Linked DNA regions of Homo sapiens: region 1 is linked to region 2. A link is a contact called in ENCODE Hi-C or POLR2A ChIA-PET data. All regions are on one chromosome and are shown on one strand. Each heading gives the region's core, a stretch centred on a gene start or an enhancer-like site at or near the end of the contact. The rest is flanking DNA. Distances are from core to core; before and after follow the strand shown.

Region 1 (2,652 bases), core at 153-2,652, 320 kb before region 2:
CCTCTCCTGCCAGCCACTGACCTCACCAGCCCGGATGGTACACTCCAGGGGCCGTGCAGACGGTGGCAGGGCTGGGTATGTGTCCCGGAGCCAGGCCAGCGTGGTCTTGTTGGGGTGGAACTCTGGCGTCTTCTCAGGTGGGTAAAGGAACCAGCGCTGGGGGCATGAGCAGCAGTGTCACCCTTGCCCGTTTTGGTCAGCGAGTCCCAAGCCTCAACCCCCACCCCGTGCTGACCTTACGACCGTAGATCACTTCTGAGTACCCGGGTCCATGCCAGTGGAAGGGCACCCCCGAGCCAGCTCCTGTGGGGTTATGAGCACCTGGTGACCAACCCATTTTGTACTCACCGACAGAAGCCTCAGTCCTTCCCAGTCCCAAGAAGCACCCACCTGCGATTCCAAAGCTGTAAGCTGGAGCGGTTCCCAGCAGGCCAAATGGGGGTGGGGAGTAGTGCCGAAAGAGAGAGGCCCACTCGGTGAAGTTGTTGTCCCCGAAGAAGTACAGGGTGTCTGCCAACAGAGACGGCGGGGACAGGGATCCTGGCACCTGGAGACTCCAAGCGTCCCCACCCCCTACCGCCGCCTAGGGCTGCCTCACCATTGCCCAGGGAGGTGGGGTCCTGGGGGTGCAGCAGCTGCTCCACATACTCCTGGAAGGGCAAGTCCACTGCAGGAAAGAGACGGGTCAGGACCGTCTGGTCCAGCCGCCCCGGTGTTGGCAAATGGGCGGGCCCCAGGGGTGAGGCCGCGTACCTTTGTGGTAGGAGTAGGTGTTGGCGGTGCTCAGCCGGACCACTCTGTCCCCAAACGAAGCCAGCAACCTGTCGCGGGAGCACAGGGCCCGGAACCTCTGCGGGGGCGGGGAGGGGACTTAGTGGCCGGGCCCAGCACGGGCGAGAGTGGCCGGGGACGGACGGGCACGCGCTCACCGAGTTGTCCGTGAGTCCCTGCAGGATGACGGGCCTGACGAAGGCGTACCTGGAAAGAAGGGCAGAGTCGCGGCCAGGCCGGACCGCCAGCCTCGCCGCCCCAGCCCCACGCGTGCGCGCGAGGTCAGGGGAAGGCGGCCTTGGGCGGTCGGGGCAGACGGGCCGGTGAACAGGACGCGACCTCCGCGATCAGGGGCGCACGTACTGCTGCACGAACTCCGCGTAGGTGAGGTCGGCCCGACGCTCCACCGTGCAGCGCTCCTCCTCCGCCACGGCCCCCGGCCCGCCCGGGCGCCTGCGGGCACAGCTGGGTCAGCCCGCGCCCCGCCCGCCGCACGTGACCCCACCGCCCGGCCCCTCCCGGGCCGCTCACCACCCGCCGTCGCCCTCCGCCCCGGAGCCGGGTAGAGCCACAGCCGCCAGCGCCCAGAGCGCGAGCAACCGCGACGCCGGCGCCATGAGCCTGCCGCCCTCAGGCAGCCGCGCTGCACGCCGGGAACCTTGGGCCCATCCGCCAGCCATTGGCCGGCAGCTTCGTCGTCGTGGCAACGGCCGGGAACCGGGACGGACCCCGGAAGTGACCTCCTTTGGCCCGCCCCGGAAGAGGCCTCTACGGGAGGCACTGGGAAGGCCGCCCCGAGAGCGACTATGGGCGCCGCCGGTTACCATGGCGACAACCCCGCCGAAAGCCCCCGCCCGCCAGCTGCCCCGCGGGCCTACGGCGAGCCCGCCGCGCTATGGGGTGACACGCAGTGCCGACAGCGGCTCTACTTCCTTTATTGAGGTCTCAAGTTCCAGCCTCCGCCCGTCTCGGGCACAAGACCAGGCGGGGTTCTGCACGCGGCCGCCCGGGCAAGCCCAGCAGATGCCCCGTCAGGAGTACTCGCAGAGGTGGCCGCAGCCTGCGGGACAGTGGGAGCTGCCTTCCAGCCACTTCATGATGTGCTGCAGGTGGCCGCCGTGGCTGCAGCCCTGGCACCACACGAAGAGACCCTTGACTACGTGGTGGCAGACGGCACACATGCTGGCGCAGCGGTGGCACCTGGGGGCGGGCGGGAGGGAGGGTGCCTCAGCGGGGGCTGCTGCGCTGCCTGCAGGCCCCTGCCCCACCTCCCGACCCCACTGCCCCACCTGTCGCAGACCCAGCCCCGGCTGCTCATGGGCCGCTTGCAGTGGCTGCAGTTGACGTGCAGGGTGGTGGAGGCCTGGTTGAGGCAGCTGACGGCGCGGCTGGTGCTCAGCTTGACCACCTCGTTGGACACGTTCCAGAGGCGGAAGCGCTGCAGCAGGTCGATGTAGGAAGTGTACCAGTGCTCCTGGGGGAGGGAGCGCCCGGCAGTCAGGATCTGGGTGCCAGGGGCGGCGCTGCAGGGGGGAGGCCCCGCCCACCACACACCTGGGTCTGCTCGTCGATGTCCTTGCGCACCCGTTCACCCAGGACGATGAGCACAGACACAGCCATCTGCACGTCGCCCTGCTCAGCGTAGAAGTGCAGCATGTCGCGCACCAGCACGCCGAAGAAGTCGGGCGGCAGGCGGCTGTCGTAGAGCGCGTGTGAGACAGACAGGAGCGAGAAGGAGGAGTCCACGGGGGCCAGGGAGGCCACATCCGCCTCGCTGCCGCTCACGTGCGGGGAGTCGGCCTTGTCCTGCAGGTGCTCGGGCCCGGGAGGCGTGTCCACGATCTCGTGGCGCAGCGGAAAGGCCTCCTGCGGCAGCACGCA
Region 2 (7,564 bases), core at 1,831-4,330:
CAAGCTGAGGGATGTTCAGGGCTAAAGCCAGGAGAGTCCCAGGCAGACGTGTGGACGGTGGGTCTCCCCTGTTCAGCTCCCCAGGCGCTGGCCTTTCGGGTCTGGAGGTGCTGCCCCTCCCATTCAGTGGGGTAGGGCCCTGCCTCGGTGCCCCCGGGACACGGCAGCTATGAGCACCTGGCTGGAGTGCTGAGGGCCTCCCAGAGCTGGGGCCCAGGTGGCTTGGAGATGCCTCCTCAGCTCAGCATTTACCGCGGGGTAGGCAGCTCCAGATGCCTGGAGCTGAGGGCCTGGCTGCGGGGGTGTGGCAGTGCCACATGGCTGCCCAAGTAAAGTGCCATGAGCCGAGTGGTTTAGAAAACAAACCTGTCCTCTCACAGGTCTGCAGGCCAAAAGTCTGAGATCAAGGCTTGGGCAGGGCCACGCTCCCCAATGAGACTCCAGAGGAAGATCCTTCCTGCCTATTCCAGCTCCTGGTGGCTCCAGGTGTCCCTTGGCTTGTGGCCACATCGCTCCAACCTCTGTCCCGGCTTCACGCGGCTGTCTCCTCTGCATGTCTGTCTCCTCCTCTGCTTCTATGAGGACACTCATCGCTGGATTTAGGTCCCACCCAGATAACCCAGGATGACCCCACTGCAAGATCTTTTGATCAATTACATCTGCAAAGACTCCATTTCCCAACCAAGCCAGAGTCACAGATTCCCAGGGTCAGCTGTGGCCACCGTTCAGCCTGAAACATGCCGCGTCACCTCACCCAAGCCTCACATCGCCCCGTGAGGAAGCCACCGTGGAGGTGAAGTTCAAGTTCTCACCACCTGCCCTGTATGATTTCTCCTCCAGGGAACCCTGGGTGTCCACGGAGGGGCCGATGGCTGTCCCTGGCCCGTCATGGGGCCCCAGCTCTGACACCTGAGCTTCTGAATTCACTTGTTTAGTTTTTCAGGAACATTTTTTCCTTCGGTGCCTTTCCAGGGAGCCCCAGGGGTGGGGGCGTGGAGTTCTCCCCTGGGCCTCCGAGGGGCTTCTGCTGCCTGAGGGGTCCGTCCAAACTGTAGCTCAGATCCGCCGCTGCTGCCCTCCTGGCCCAGCGGAATGCTGGCACCTCCAGGAGCTCTTGGCAGTGAGCCACGTGGTGGACAGTCCCTTGCTCTGAGGGCCCTGTCACCTGGGCACAGTTCAGGGTCCCTTGGAACTGGAGATGTGGCAGGAGGGAGGCCCAGCCCCCTTCTGGGCTCCCTGAGGCTCCACTGAATCTTTGGAGGGGAGAGACGCTGGATTCCTGGTGGTGACCTGAGGGCTCACACAGGTAAACCAAGCAAGACCGTGGGTCTGTGGCACCCCACATCTGTGCACCTGTGCAACCGCAGTCTGATGTCCCTCCCCGGTGAAGGGACCCGCACATGTGCACCTGCCGCAGCCCCGATGTCCCTCCCCGGGTGAAGGAACCCACGGACGTGGCTCATCCATACCGCGGAACGTGAGCCATGAAAAGGGGCAGCCTCGGCTCAGCCACCGCAGGGAAGGACTCGACACACGCCGAGCAGAAGAGGCCAGGCCTGAGAGGCCACCTGCGATTCCATCTGCGGAAATGCCAGAAAGGGAGGTCCGCAGACGCAAGAGCTGGACTGGGGGGACGGCCGAGGGGCGAGGGGTTTCCTTCCGGATGAAATTGCCCCAGAACGACATGCAGGGCGTGGGGAGGTGGCTGCAAGATACTGCGGCCCCGCTGGATGCCACAGCACCCCATGCCGTGAACGGCTAATTCTACGCCATGTGGATCTCACCTCAATCAAACAATTGGAAGATTCCCAGCAGCTGAGATGACTCACGTTCGGGGGTGACTCATCCAGGCCACCGGCATCGCGTCGCTTAAAGACAAGCCTGACCTTTCCCCAGAAGCCTCAAGACCACAGTGGCCTCCCACGGCGGAGGGCAGTGCCCAGGGCTGGTGTTCATCCAGGGCACGGGACAGGCCTGAAGTGCAGACATTTCCTCTGCCAAGCAGTGGACGCAGGCTCGGCCCCCGCTGGCCAGGGGCGGCTCTAAGTTTGGAAAAACGAAAGTCCCGTGGCAGAGTGGGCCCCTGGGGTGGGATCCTGGAGCCAGGGCTGGGCCAAGGTGTGGGTTGAGAGACCCGGGGGCCTTCCCTGCAGCTGGCATGGAGTGATGGGGAGGGGGTGCTGGGTGGAGAGGGAGCTATAGAGGCCACAGGAGGGGTCCCTAGCCTCCAGCACCATGGCCGTGGTCTGGGGGGCATCCTGGCAGCCCCATGGAGTGGCCGTGTCCAGGGACTGAGCTCCAAATGAGGAACCGTGCGGGGTCCAGAGACCCTGCACTCACGCGGCCGGGCCCCACCTGCTGCCACAGCCCCCTCATGGGCCTCGCTCACACCCACTCCTGCACACAGCATGCGGCCCCACAGCCCCACGCCAGACAGTGTCCAGGCTTTGTGGAAAGTGCTGCTCTGACGGAAGAGGCCTGCGCAGGTCCTGCTGGCCAGGAGCCCGGTGGTGGTCCCGGGAAGGGGTGGATGGCTGCCAGCTGCTTTCCTGGGAAAAGCCCAGAGCCCCTCATGCCCTGCACTCCTCTGATGGCAGCCTGGACACGGCACAAGGGGACGCCCTGGAAAGCCCTCGGCACGCGGTCGTGGCGGCATCAGGCCTCACGAGCCAGGGCCCATCAGAGGCGGAATCTGACCTGGGCTGAACTCAGGCCCCCAAGGTGCACTGGTTGAAGCCTTAGAGGAGGGACACGGGGGGCTGCGACCCCACAGGCTGCTGTCCTTAGAGGAGGGACACGGGGGGCTGCGACCCCACAGGCTGCTGCCCTTAGAGGAGGAGGCAAGGTCCACGGCAGGCACAGAGGGACCAGCCCGAAGGCCCCTCAGGGGTCTGGAGGGCTCTACCCCCTGAGGTCGTCCACTGTCCTGGCCCGAGGACCCTCTGCTGCCCTGTGTGGACCCCCTGGGCATGAAGCACATAGGGCAGTGGGTGGCACTGACGGAGCAGCCTTCTGGAATGTGCCGCCCTGGCTCGTGCCGGCCCCGCGTGTGGCCCCGGGAGCTCAATTTCCTGACAACACTCAGTCCTGAGGTTTCCTGCCCCCTCAGAACCATTGATGAGTGTTTTGTGGTTAAGAAAAAGAAAAAGAAAACAAAACCAAAACCTGTTATTTTTCCCAAGGTGAACGTGAGCGCCCTGTGAGGAGGCCCAGGCGATTTCCCACCCTTCACATGCGTCTCCAAGCCCGGAGCACGGCAGGCACAGGAGTGACCAGCAAGCCTGGCCCCAGCCCCAGCCCCAGCCCCACTCCTGGGCCTGGGTCAGTATTGATTCAGGGAAGGTGGCTCCAGCCTTGCCCATGGTGCGGGGAGCATGTGGGGTGCCCCAGGAGGCTGTCCAGAGAGACCCCTGGAGCCGGGTATCCACACAGACACGCAGGCGGGGAGGGGGCAGAGATGGGGGAGTGAGAAGAGATGGGGGCTGGGCGCCGTGGCTCATGCCTGTAATCCCAGCACTTTGGGAAACTGAGATGGGTGAATTGCTTGATCTCAGGAGTTCAAGACCAGCCTGGCAACATGGCAAGACCCCATCTCTACAAAAAATACAAAAATTAGCTGGGCATGGTGGTGTGTACTTGCAGTCCCAGCCAATCAGGAGGCTGAGGTAGGAGGATCACTGGGGCCCAGGAGGCAGAGGCTGCAGTGAGCCAAGATCACACCGCTGCACTCCAGCCTGGGCGACAGAGTGAGACCCTATCTCGAGAAAAAAAAAAAAAACAGATGGGGAGGGAGAAGAGACGGGGGAGGGGGTAGAGATGGGGGAGGGGACAGAGGGAGCAGAGATGGGGGAGGGGGTAGAGATGAGGGAGGGGACAGAGGGAGCAGAGACAGGGGAGGGTGTAGAGATGGGGGAGGGGACAGAGGGAGAAGAGAAGGGGGAGGGGGTAGAGATGGGGGAGGGGACAGAGGGAGAAGAGAAGGGGAGGGGGTAGAGATGGGGGAGGGGACAGAGGGAGCAGAGATGGGGGAGGGGGTAGAAATGGGGGAGGGGACAGAGGGAGCAGGGATGGGGGAGGGGACAGAGGGAGAAGAGACGGGGGAGGGGGTAGAGATGGGGGGAGGGGACAGAGGGACAAGAGATGGGGGTGTTCCTGTAGAGGCCCCAGGTTCACCTAGCCCAGCTGGCTCTCTCCACAGCATCCTGAACCCAAGGACTTTTCAGCTTCTTGCTTACCTCCTAAGACAGAGAGCTCATTCCCTGTGCAGGCCTCCTGTGCTGGGGTTGGGGAGCTTGGAGTGTGGCAAAGTGTCTGATTCCTTCTTCTTCCTTCAGCTGTGCACCCAGGGTCTGGAGCGACAGAGCTGGGCGTGTTACAAAGCCCCTCACCGTGTCGGGGCAGGCGTGCTGGGGACGGAGCTGGGCACCAGCTTTTGTGGTCCTGTCCAGCAACCCCCGCAAGGCTAGCGAGGGAGGTGGGTGTGAACAAGTGAGTGAATGGAAAATGGGCAGATGGATGTGTGGTGTAGACCCAGGAGGACTTGGCGCTCCTTCTGTCTGGAGAGGAGTGAACCCTCCCCGCAACACCCGATTGGCAGATTTTCTTCCAGCCTCCACGGTGGCCGAGCCAAGTGTTATAAAAACACAGGAGAGTATGTCAGGACAGGCAGGGCCACACTTTGCCGCAAGGTGACAGGTTAAACAAATCCCTCCTCAGAATTTACTGCCTTCATTTTTGCTTCAGAGCAAGGCCCTGCCACGGGATGTATTTCATGCAGAAATATCTCCCCTGAGCGCCCTGGGGGGCAGGACGCCTGCTCGCAGAAGGCGGCTCTAGATTTTTATATGAACAAAGGGACCGTCCTGGTTGACACGGTGAAACCCCGTCTCTACTAAAAATACAAAAAATTAGCCGGGCGCGGTGGCAGGTGCCTGTAGTCCCAGCTACTCGGGAGGCTGAGGCAGGAGAATGGTGTGAACCCGGGAGGCAGAGCTTGCAGTGAGCTGAGATTTGGCCACTGCACTCCAGCCTGGGCGACACAGCAAGACTCCATCTAAAAAAAAAAAAAAGACAAAAAACTCACCCAAACCAAGTCCTCTACAGAAAGACATTTGTAAAACTTACTTTCCAGCCATGAGTAAATCAGCGGGTAAGAGGGAATTTCCATCTGAAGTGGGCAGTGATGATTTTATTTCTTGATTGTGTGCTGATTTTGTTTTTTGGAAATGGTGTGGGGAGGGGAGGTGGTGGCACTGGGGGTCTGTGCCATGCTCCACTGTCCACCAGGAGCTGGGCCCCTGCCTCCCTCCCTATCAGGAATGGGGTGCAGGCGTTGGCCCAAGGGCATCACAAGGCCGATGGGACTTTAGAGAGAGCTGGGGCGGAGCTTCAGGGACTGGGCACGTGGGGTAGGATTTGGGTTATGAGAGGTGGACCCCTCCCCTGCGCCCACCACTCAGCCCCCAGCCCCCAGCACCAGGGGAGGGCTCTGTGCTGGGACAGCTGATGTGGGCTCTTGGGACTGAAGGGACACTGGGCCTTGGATGGGTCCTGGGACCGGTCCTGACCCTGCAGCATGTCAGCCGGTTCAGCCTCACATCCCTGCTCCCTCTGCGGCCACCTCCCAGATGGATCCCTGGAGCTGCGCAGGGGACCTGGCCACCCCACCTGCCCTGTCCACGGAAACCATCACCCAAGCTTGGAGCTGTGCAGGGGACCCGGCCACCCCGTCCCTCCTGTCCACAGAAACCATCACTCAAGCTTGGAGCTGCGCAGGGGACCCGGCCACCCCGTCTGTCCTGTCCACGGAAACCGTCACCCAAACTTGGAGCTGTGCAGGGGACCCGGCCACCCTGTCCGCCCTGTCCACGGAAACCGTCACCCAAACTTGGAGCTGTGCAGGGGATCCGGCCACCCCGTCTGTCCTGTCCGCGGAAACCGTCGCCTGAGCTTGCTCCACGTTCCAGACCGGGGCAGCGGGTTCCCCAAGGCTCCATGGCCGTGGGATGTGAGGGCCTGGAGCCTTCCCGGAGCAGGATGGAGGGGAGCAAGGCGGGAGGGGTGGCGGACAGCGAGTCCAGTGCCTTCTTCTAGATGGGGACAGGCTTTGGTGCTGGGGGACAGAGGGCTGGGCCCTGGGATCGTGGCAAGACAGGCCATGGTGGCCAGCCCGCTAAGTCATGTCTCAGGGAACATGGCAGGAGTCCTCGTGCCTCTTGGGAGCAGACCTGCAAAGGCATTTATTTAGGGCTCTGGGGTGCGGCCCAGGGAGGCTGGAGGAGGCATTTCCCAGGTGGCAGCTCCTGTTCTCTCCTCCCCGAACACCAGGCATGGCCAAGGGGGATCCTGGTGCCTCTCTGCTCCGGTGGGTGTGAGTCACCAGGGCACACAGGCGAGGCCATGGGTGGTGGCTGTGCCTCGGTCTGGCCAGACGGGTCATGTCTCCACCAGGCGCCTGGAATAGCTCTCTGGGGCATCCAGCTCAGGGAAAAGGGTGTGGGCGCCCTGCAGGACGGACGTGGCTGGAGCTGCAGCAGCCCTGCCAGGTAACTGGGACCCAGCCAAGGGTCACACTCTCTGGCCCAGAAGCCAGGAGCCGACCGTGCCCCATCCCTCCCTATTACAGCCCCGCATCCTTCTCCCACTCCTGCTCGGCTGTGCCGTGCCCTTGAGGGGAACCTGGCCAGCTTGGTGCCAAGTGCTGTCACTCCCAGCAGGCAGCGTCCTTCCCATGGCCCAGGAGGGGTGGGGGTTCCTGGGATGCTCCCACCTGGGACTCCAGACTCTAGCAGGGATCCCTGCTGTCTGAACCCCTGTGGCTGACCCCACGGCCCCTGGCCCCGTTTCCTGGTACACCCCATCTCTGTCCCTGGTGGAGCTCCAGCCCTTCATTCCCCTCTCCTCATCACCAAGTCCCCGGGCCCAGGCTTCCCGGTTGGGCAGTGGAAAGCCAGGACATCCTTGGAGGACCCAGGAAGCCCCTTCAAGGGGGACCGTGATGGCTGAGGCCCCAGGACCTCGCGGGGTGATGGATGGGGGTGGACGTTGGTGCCAACCAGGCAGTCTCCAAGCTGGGCCGAGTTTTGGAAATGACCTCGTCTTCCAACCTTCCGCTTCACAGACGGGGCACAGAGGGCAGGGACCTGGGGCCCGTGGGAGGGGATGGCCTCTGAGAGTCTCCAGCGAGGACCCACGGGGCGGTGGCCATGATGAGGGCACCTGCGTTTGTGTCTGGAGCTGCCATACGAAGCACCACCAACTAGGAGGCTCAGGACAACAGAGAGCCCCTCACAGCTCTGGAGGCCAGAGGACCCCTCACAGCTCTGGGGGCCAGAGGGCCAAAGTCCAGCGGCCAGCAGGGCTGGTTTCTCCTGAGACAGGGAGGATCCTCCTGGCCTCTGCCAGCACCTGCTGCTGCCCGTGCTCCCTGGCTGGCGGCCACATCGCTCTGCCTGCGTGTTCGTGGGTCCTCCTGTGAGCCTCTCCTCTCCTCCTTATACGGGCACTCGGGCTAAGACCCACTGACCCCATCCTGGAACCAGTTACACCTGCCATGACGCTGTTT

The links. A loop is a pair of places that touch in the nucleus more often than their neighbours do. ChIA-PET counts read pairs that join two places held with the same protein, here RNA polymerase II (POLR2A). Pooled maps may share reads with other maps.
Region 1: a loop to region 2 is called in a pooled map, with 4 times the contacts of the local background. The contact joins the promoter of JMJD8 here to the enhancer-like site in region 2. A Hi-C loop is called at or near these places in 1 of 50 pooled maps. POLR2A ChIA-PET finds 5 or more read pairs at or near these places in 3 of 52 experiments (CD8-positive, alpha-beta T cell, K562 and PC-9).

The regions. Positions count from the first base shown.
Region 1 is chr16:682,932-685,583 of GRCh38, forward strand. It overlaps JMJD8 (jumonji domain containing 8), which reads right to left and starts at 1,403. Exons shown (of 9, transcript NM_001005920.4): 1 at 1,303-1,403; 2 at 1,135-1,224; 3 at 930-978; 4 at 754-850; 5 at 599-667; 6 at 391-510; 7 at 236-303; 8 at 22-156. The coding sequence starts at 1,388. It overlaps WDR24 (WD repeat domain 24), which reads right to left. Exons shown (of 9, transcript NM_032259.4): 7 at 2,326-2,652; 8 at 2,061-2,245; 9 at 1,691-1,971. The coding sequence ends at 1,803. RefSeq lists a silencer at 1,073-1,382 and an enhancer at 1,783-1,832.
Region 2 is chr16:1,001,076-1,008,639 of GRCh38, forward strand. No RefSeq gene overlaps it. Among named protein-coding and RNA genes, the nearest start is that of SOX8, 23 kb to the left of the region's middle. RefSeq lists enhancers at 827-1,483, 3,135-3,184. Within about 2 kb of position 3,081, at least 3 of the 41 ENCODE cell types and tissues checked have a DNase peak (open chromatin) inside an H3K27ac peak, as active enhancers do; they include CD8-positive, alpha-beta T cell, where a contact is called at or near this core.